2 separate regions of the Homo sapiens genome follow, and region 2 is linked to region 1. Evidence: chromatin contacts called from ENCODE Hi-C data. All regions are on one chromosome and are shown on one strand. The core of a region is the stretch at or near the end of the contact, and the rest is flanking DNA. Distances in the headings are between cores, read along the strand shown.

Evidence for each region. Hi-C counts contacts between places; a loop is a spot of excess contacts on that map. Pooled maps may share reads with other maps.
Region 2: a loop to region 1 is called in a pooled map, with 6 times the contacts of the local background. The contact joins the promoter of ACTR5 here to the promoter of MAPRE1 in region 1. A Hi-C loop is called at or near these places in 5 of 50 pooled maps.

Annotation. Positions count from the first base shown.
Region 1 is chr20:32,817,429-32,821,749 of GRCh38, forward strand. It overlaps MAPRE1 (microtubule associated protein RP/EB family member 1), which reads left to right and starts at 2,526. Exons shown (of 7, transcript NM_012325.3): 1 at 2,526-2,600. RefSeq lists a silencer at 2,243-2,832 and enhancers at 2,905-3,574, 3,575-4,244.
Region 2 is chr20:38,745,665-38,749,985 of GRCh38, forward strand. ACTR5 (actin related protein 5) reads left to right here and starts at 2,796. Exons shown (of 9, transcript NM_024855.4): 1 at 2,796-3,189. The coding sequence starts at 2,815. RefSeq lists silencers at 2,272-2,541, 2,842-3,031 and an enhancer at 2,392-2,893.

The DNA of each region.
Region 1 (4,321 bases), core at 1,276-3,775:
TTGCCTTTTTTTGCTCAAACTCTGTTTTTTTTTTTTCTTTGAGACAGAGTCTTGCTCTATCACCCAGGCGGGAGTGCAGTGGCACGATCTCAGCTCACTGCAACCTCCACCTCCTGGGTTCAACCAATTCTCCTGCTCCATCCTCCCAAGTAGCTGGGATTACAGGCGCGCGCCACCACGCCCAACTAATTTTTGCATTTTTAGTAGAGACGGGGTTTCACCACGTTGGTCAGGCTAGTCTCAGACTCTTGACCTCGTGATCCGCCCACCTCGGCCTCCCAAAGTGCTGGGATTACAGGCATGAGCCACCACAACTGGCCTTGCTCAAACTCTTTTGCCAAGGTAACTCCTCATCTTTCATGGTAAGTGTCATTTCTGGGAAGCTTTTCCACACTACCTAGGAGAGGTCATGTCTCTTGTGGTGTGCTCTTGGAGCAGTACTCGAGACCGAAGTATTGAAATGCCTCTAGACCTGCTGATAAACAGCTCCTGCCCCAGCTTCCCCACCCATTCTTCCCTGAACGTCTTACTGGGTTTCAGCAACTAACTGGGTGAGATTTGGCCTAGAGGGACCTCTAGGCCCCTGCTCCACACAGTGGAAGTACCATCAGCCCACCACATAATGTCCCTGCCTAGCATTGAGCCTGATTTGTAATTTAACAAGGATTTGTGTCATTAGTTGTGTCCCCTTTGCCTCCCCTGCCAGTCTGGAAACTTTAAGAGGTCAGAAGCTGTGTCTAGTTTTCGTTTTTATCTCTTAGAGATGGAGTTTCACTCTGTTTCCCAGGCCTGGAGTGCAGTGGCGTGATCTTTGCTCACTGCAGCCTCGAACTCCTGGGCTCAAGCGATCCTCCTGCCCCAGCCTTCCCAGTAGCTGGAACTAAAGGCACGTACCACCATGATCAGATTGTGTCTTTTTTTCACCAGGGCCTGATTGGTCAGGGAAAATATTTGTTGAATACTTGAATAAATGATACCCAGACAAAAAAAGTCAGCTTGAAATCTGGATCTACCTCTGACACTGAGTGAGTCAATTGGCCTCTTTGTCCCTCAGTTTCTTTCTGCTGTAAAGTGGTGCAGTTCCTCTTTTTTTCTTTTTTAGACGAAGTCTGACTGCAACCTCTGCCTCCCAGGTTCAAGTGATTCTCCTGCCTCAGCCTCCCAAGTAGCTGGGATTACAGGCGCCCACCACCATGCCCGGCTAAGTTTTGCATTTTTAGTAGAGATGGGGTTTCGCCATGTTGGACAGGCTGGTTTCCAACTCCTGACCTCAGGTAATTCATCCGCCTTGGCCTCCCAAAGTGTTGGGATTACAGGTGTGAGCCACCACGCCCAGCCCAGTTCCTCCTTCAGCCAAGGCTCTCTTGAGAATGTAAGGGCCAGGTGTGGTGGCTCACGCCTGTAATCCCAGCACTTTGGGAGGCCGATGCGGGTGGATCTCTCGAGCCCAGGAGACCAGCCCAGCCTGGGCAACATGGCAAGACCCCATCTCTTAAAAAAAAAAAAAAAAAAAAGAGGGAGTGGGCAAGAGAGAATGTATGTACAGCCATTGGGAAACAACCCGGAACAGGACTCAGGAGGTCCTTGCTCCTGTGGACTTTACAGGAGACAGACAGTAAAGGCACAAGATGCCTTCTTATGGTACTAAGAAGAAAATATGCCGCATGATATTGCAGATGGGGGGGCGGGGGCGTCACAGAACGTGACTTTTTTTTTTTTTTTTTGAGACAGAGTCTTGCTCTGTCGCCCAGACTGGAGTGCAGTGGTGCAGTCTCGCCTCACTGCCACCTCCGTCTCCTGGGTTCAAGTGATTCTCCTGCCTCAGCTTCCCAAGTAGCTGGAATTACAGGCGCCCACCACCACGCCAGGCTAATTTTTGTATTTTTAGTAGAGATGGGGTTTCACTATGTTGGCCAGGCTGGTCTCAAACTCCTGACCTCAGGTGATCCTCCCACCTGGGCCTCCCAAAGTGCTGGGATTAAAGGCGTGAGCCACTGCACCCGGCCCAGAAAGTTGACTTCTAAGCGTTTCCCCAAAGTGTCTATTAGGTATCTTTATGATTCAATAACCCATTCTTACAGAAATTAATTGTAAGCCTGGGAGCGGTGGCTCACGCCTGTTATCCCAGCGCTTTGGGAGGCTAAGGCGGGAGGATCGCTTGAGGCCAAGAGTTCGAGACCACCCTGGGCAACACAGCGAGACCTCCATACATCTCTAAGCAAAAAAAAAAAAAAATTCATTGTAAAAGCAATTTTCTTTTTGGTTACTGCCATAGGGATTTTGTAACTGAGTCACACCGGGCCGAGGCGGGACCTCATTGGCTGCGACCGACCACGTGCCGCAGTCGCCCCGGCGGTCGGGGCCCCGCCCCTCGGCTACCGTTCTGTGGATCAGGGGCCGAGCTCCGCCCCCGGCGCGCGGCTGAGACCCTCTCTATAAAAGGAGCCGGCGGAGGATGGCGAGCCTTTACGTCGGCGCGTAACGAGGGGGTGCGTGTGAGGTCATCGCGCGGGCGGGCGGGCGGGGTCTGGCGGTTTGAACGAGACGAAGACGGAACCGGAGCCGGTTGCGGGCAGTGGACGCGGTTCTGCCGAGAGCCGGTGAGCCGGCTAGCGGGCCCGGGGGGTGCGGCTGGGGGGGCGGCCGCGTGGGCCAAGGCCGGGCGTGCGCGGGCAGGCCCTACGGGCAGCGCCAGGGCCGTTCCACACGGCGGTGCTGTTCGAGCCGGGTGGGGGAAGGGCGGGGCCGTCACCCGGCGCGCGCGGGCTGGGCCTGGGGGCGCGCGCTGCGCTCTGCTCAGGGGGCGGGGTCTCGGGCCGGAAGTGGGCTGCTGCTACGCGGGGTGGGGGTTTCTGGGCCGCCGCTGAGGTGTGGTCCCTGCGCTGCAGCGACTGGAGGTCCCAGGGTGGTTGGGCCCTGGGAGGGTGTGGGCGAGGTGGGCCGTCCTGGGAGCTCTGGGGACGCACATTGTGGGAGGCCGTGTTGCCTGAGGGCCGAGAGATCGGGTGGTGGAGTCAGACCTGGGTTGGGTTCCGTGCGGTGTGACCTTGGACAGGTGCTTTAACCGCTGTGGATCTCAGCTTCCTCATCTGTAAAACGGGGACAGTAATACTACCCACATTAAACTCTTAGCGCGATGTATGGCAGAAAGTAAGCCAGCTCTTGGACTCCCTCCTTTCTTCAGTGTGTGTTTATTGAATGCCCACTAGGTGTTGGGCACCGTGCTAAACCCTGGCTGTTTTCCCGGGAACAAAGATTTGCTCTCCAGGAATCCACATTATGATGAGCAGGAGGACAGTATAACGGGATGGTATCAACAGTGCTAGTTCAGTCCCTACTTCACAGTTGCCCTCGGATGCTGCAGGGCAGAGCTTGACCTCTGCCCCATTTTGGGGATGAGGATCCTGGGGCCCATTGAGGGAGGTTATGCTAGGCCGGGCATCCGCTTCTCCGATGGCATGTCTCTAACAGTAGTAATGATAATAGCAGCTCTTTGTTAGTTGGGCACTTGTTTTGTGTCAAGCACTGTTAAGTGCTCCATGTGGCTTTGTGTCTTTTAATACTAACACTGTCTTTAAGAGAGATTCTCTTCTTCCTTTTTTTTTTTTTTTTGAGACAGAGTTTTATTCTGTTGCCCAGGCGTGCAGTGGCACCATCGCTCACTGCAACCTCCGCCTCCCGGGTTCAAGCGATTCTCGTGCCTCAGCCTCCCGAGTAGTCGGGATTACAGGCGCGCGCCACCAAGCCCGGCTAATTGTTGTATTTTTTAGTAGAGACGAGGTTTCGCCATGTTGGCCAGGCTGTTGTCGAACTCCTGACCTCAAGTGATCTGTCCGCCTCGGCCTCCAAAGTGTTGGGATTACAGGTGTGAGCCACCGCGCCTGGCAAGAGAGATTACTTTCATTTTACAAATAAGGGGTCTGAGACTCTGAGAGGCGGAGTGTCTTATGCAGCCCAGCAAGTGGCTGAACCCCCACCTGGGACTTCAGTGTCTAGGCTCTTAACCTCTTTATTACACTTTCTCCCTGAGGTCCAGAGCTACACATCCAGATGTGCCCTTTGTGGTGGTGCGTCAAAGTGCCTAGCACAGTTTTTGGCACAGAGGGAAGCTTAGGACGTGATGTGCCTTTTGCTTAAGTGTTTTCATGTAGATTTTTGTTTAATCCTTACCACCACTTTGTGCAGAGATACTGTTTTACCCATTTTACAGGATGAGCCATTTGTGATGCAGGAAGATTAAGTGACTTGCCCACGGTCACATAGGTCCTTTCTGGTGGCACCTCCTTCCCCCACTTTACATAGGGCTTATTGTGGTGCCTTG
Region 2 (4,321 bases), core at 1,546-4,045, 5.9 Mb after region 1:
TCTGTTGGACAGCATTGGTCTAGTGTATTAGTCGGTTTTCTCCTGCAATAATACTGCATAGCAACTCCAGAATTTCAGTGGTTTATAAGAATAAACATTTTTCTTGTTCAGAGGTCCATGGGGCAGCTCAACTTTAGGTTGCAGGTTGGCTGGACTTGGCTTCGGACTGCAGTTTAGGTTCAGATCTGCTCCATGTATCTCTTATCCTCTTTGGACTCAGGTATGTTCCTCTCATGACTAAAAGCAGGAGTGCAAGAAGGCAATCTAAACCAATCATATTCAGTTAACAGTCCATTGGCTAAAGCAAGTCACATGACCAAGCCTAATATCAGTGTCCTCAAGGAGAGGCTCTACAAAGTTACAAGGCAAATGGTATGGATGTATCATCCTACTATAAAGGAGTGAAGAAAAAAAAAGTAAAGGAATGAAGAACTGGGAATAATAATCCAATCTACCTCATGTGCCAAACGCTTATAAAGACCAGCCTGGGCAACATGGCAAAACTCTGTCTCTATGTGGTGGTGTGCACTTGTAGTCCCAACTACTAGTGAGGTTGAGGCTGGTCTTGAACTTCTGGGCTAAAGCAGTCCTCCCACCTCAGCCTCCCAAAGTGCTGGGATTACAGGCATGAGCCACCACACTGGCCATCCCCGTTGGAGTTGCCTCTCATATATATATAAAATAATAATATATATAATATATATATTTACCTTGGTGCTTTTCTTTTTTTCTTTTTTGTGAGACAAAGTTTCACTCTTGTTGCTCAGGCTGGAGTGCACTGGCGTGATCTCGGCTCACTGCAACCTCCGCCTCCAGGGTTCAAGCGATTCTCTTGCCTCAGCCTCCCAAGTAGCTGGGATTACAGACACCTGCCACCATGCCCAGCTAATTTTTGTATTTTTACTAGAGACGGGGTTTCACCATGTTGGCCAGGCTGGTCTCGAACTCCCGACCTCAGGCGATCCACCAGCCTCGGCCTCCCAAAGTGCTGGGATTACAGGTGTGAGCCACTGCGCCCAGCCAGTGCTTTTTCATATTAATATACATAGACACAATTCTTAAATTAACATTCACTAACTTACATTTACTGGTTTCTGTGTTCTGCTGGTCCCCCTCTTAATTAACTTAACGATGGTTACTTCAGATATCTGAACAATGGACGTGTGTTGAAAGACAACACAACCTGATTTTTGCCACTGGGCTGGCTCCCAATCTGGTTTAGGTGTGTTAACAGGCTGGGCCCGTCGTCTCAAGCCTGTAATCCCAGCACTTTGGGAGGCCGAGGCAGGCGGATCACTTGAGCCAAGGAGTTCGAGACCAGCCTGGCCAACGTGGCGAAATCCCGTCTGTATTAAAAATAAAAAAAATTAGCTGGGTGTTGTGGAGCATGCCTGTAATCCCAGCTACTCGGGAGGCTGAGGCAGGTGAATTGCTTGAACCGGGGATGTGGAGGTTGCAGTGAGCCAAGATCACACCACTGCACTCCAGCCTGGGTGACAGAGCCAGACTCCGTCTTAAAAAAAACAAACAACAACAACAACAAACACTGTTAATAGAGGTTCTTGAGATAAGTTAGGAGTTTCATTTCTCGCTTACAATATCTTTTGTAACTAATTTGATTTTATCTCTCAAACTGAAGTGTTATAGACCTGGTAGAGTAGATTCAAGGCAGCTGCTCTATTCTTTTTCTTCTTTCAAAATGGTTATGGCCAGCATGGGCAACATAGTGAAATCCCTTCTCTACTAAAAATATAAAAATTAGCTGGGCGTGGTGGTGCACGCCTGTAATCTCAGCTACTTAGGAGGCTGAGGCGGGAGAATCACTTGAGTCCAGGAAGTCGAGGCTGCAGTGAGCCGAGATCGCCCCACTGCACAAAAAAAGGTTGTAGTAAAACAACTGCTCTAATTCTTACCCCCTTAGCTAGTGAAAAGATGGAAATGCGACAGGATAGAGCGCGACGAGTGCTTTTAGGGCTAAAACTGAGTGGGTCACACACATGGCCTCCTCTCCCACCCGCTCCTGGCCAGAATTTAGTCACATGAGCGCATCTAGATCGCAGCCAGACGGATGGCCACGTGGGAGTGGGAGGTGATGCCACTAAAAGAGAGGGAATGCTTGGGGAACAATCAGCAGTCTTTTCTCAGGGTTTGAGAAAACACTGTGTCTTAGTGAGAAGACACAGTCTGTGCGAGTTAGTAAAGTGAACAGAACTGAGTAGTCAGCTCCCTAGTCAAGAAATTGAACAGTCGGCAGAGTTTGAGATTTCTTAACGTAAAGGAAGCGTCAAAAGATAAAGGACCCTTCTAGCCAGGACGCAAGACTGAGGGCGAGACAGCCACGCGGAGGCGGGGCCGCCGGCGGTCGAAGGTGCGCGCCCGGCCGACGGTGCGCGCCCGGCCGACGGTGCGCGCCCGGCAATGGGGCGTGGCCAGGCAGAGAGGCGGGGCTCCACCGAGCGCGGCGCTGAAGCTGGCAGCCAGAAAGGGGCGGGGCCTGGCGGCGATAGGCTTTGGGGCGGGGCTTCCAAACCGGGCGTCCCGGCTAGAGTGAAGGGGCGTGGGCACTCATAGGCTATTGGGGGAGAGGTTAAGAAACGTAGAATTTCGCAGCCAGAATGGGTACGTCTCAGCGATCCTGAAAGCAGCCTTGACAGCCAGAGGCGAGTCAAGTGGAAAGGCTGGCCGGGCTTCGAGAAGGGAGGGGGCATCGAGGTACTTAAAGGCCTGAATCGCGCGGCGTGACGTCGGGGGCGCGGTTTCGCGGCGTCTGGGCGGACACTGCGCCGAGGGGCGGGGCTGGACGCGCGCTCCAAGATGGCGGCGAACGTGTTCCCGTTCCGCGACGCCCGTGCCGCACCGGACCCAGTGCTGGAGGCCGGCCCGGTGGCACACGGGCCACTGCCGGTACCGCTGGTGCTGGACAACGGGTCGTTCCAAGTCCGCGCTGGCTGGGCGTGTCCCGGGCAGGACCCAGGTCCCGAGCCGCGCCTGCAGTTCCGCGCGGTGTGCGCCCGCGGTCGTGGCGGGGCACGGGGCGCGTCGGGCCCGCAGGTGGGGAACGCTCTGGGCAGCCTGGAGCCACTGCGCTGGATGCTGCGCTCGCCCTTCGACCGCAACGTGCCGGTCAACCTGGAGCTTCAGGAGTTGCTGCTGGACTACAGCTTCCAGCACCTGGGTGTCTCCTCACAGGTGAAGGGCGGAGTAGGCTGGGCTGGGCTGGGTTTGAGGGGAGGGGTGCGGTCTCGTCTCCGCTCACTCTGCTCTCGGAGAGGTAACAGTCACTTCAGTAGCTCCGATTGTCTTTTAGTCGACCAGATGCTAGGCGCTGTGGGTGTAGCAGCGAATAAAATGCTGCTCCTTGTATCTTGGAGCATACCTTTGGGCATATATGCTTGTTTGTTAAGAAGCCCATTTATTAACAAATACGTATTGAGCACTTACTCTGTGTCAGGCACTTTTTAGGCATTTGGAGTACATGTGTGAACACAAAACTTCCTGTGCTTATGGAGCTGTTAATACTATGGAAAGATATTCTAGTATGAAAAGGCAGACAGTAAACATAGAAATAGTAGATTCTACGCCGTGATAGGAGAGGAGGGAGTTACATTTTTTCAGTAAGATGGTCAGGGTAGGACTCGTGAAGGTGATGTTTGAGCAAGGACTTGAAGGAGGTGATTCAGGTAGCAAGCCATGTGAATATCTGAAGGAAAAACGGTCCAGGCAGAGGGAGCAGCCAGTAAAAAGGCCCCGAGGCAGGAGTGTGCCCTAATCCTAACTGCAAGGCTGCCTGTGTGAGGGGGAGAGTAGTACCTGAAAGAGGATGTCAGAGAGGTAGTGGAGAGGCAGATCACACACCTTATAGGCTTTTACTGAGTGAAATGGGGAGCCATGGCAGGGTGTTGAGCTGAAGAAGGACCTGACTTGTGTTTTAAAAGGATCACTATTACTGCTGTATGGAGAATGAATTGTCTTGGATCATAGGGTGGAAACAGGGACGAGTTAGGAGGCTGTTGGAATAACCCAGGTAAGGGATGATGGTGGCTTAGATGAGGCAGATAGCAGGGAATGTCATTAGAAGCAGTTGGATTCTGGAAATACTTTGAAGATAGAGCCAACACGATTTGCTGACAGTTTGGATGGGACCTTGACTTAATAACTTAAATTGACTCTACTTTCGTATTTTCAAGTAAAGATGAGATGGGAGTTTTATAATCGCCTCTGATCAGGTTTTTGATTAAGAAGCCAAAAGCAAATTCAGTCCTGCAATAAGGATTTTGGGTTCTTTTATGCTTCAAAAAGAGTATTCTGTTACCACTCATTT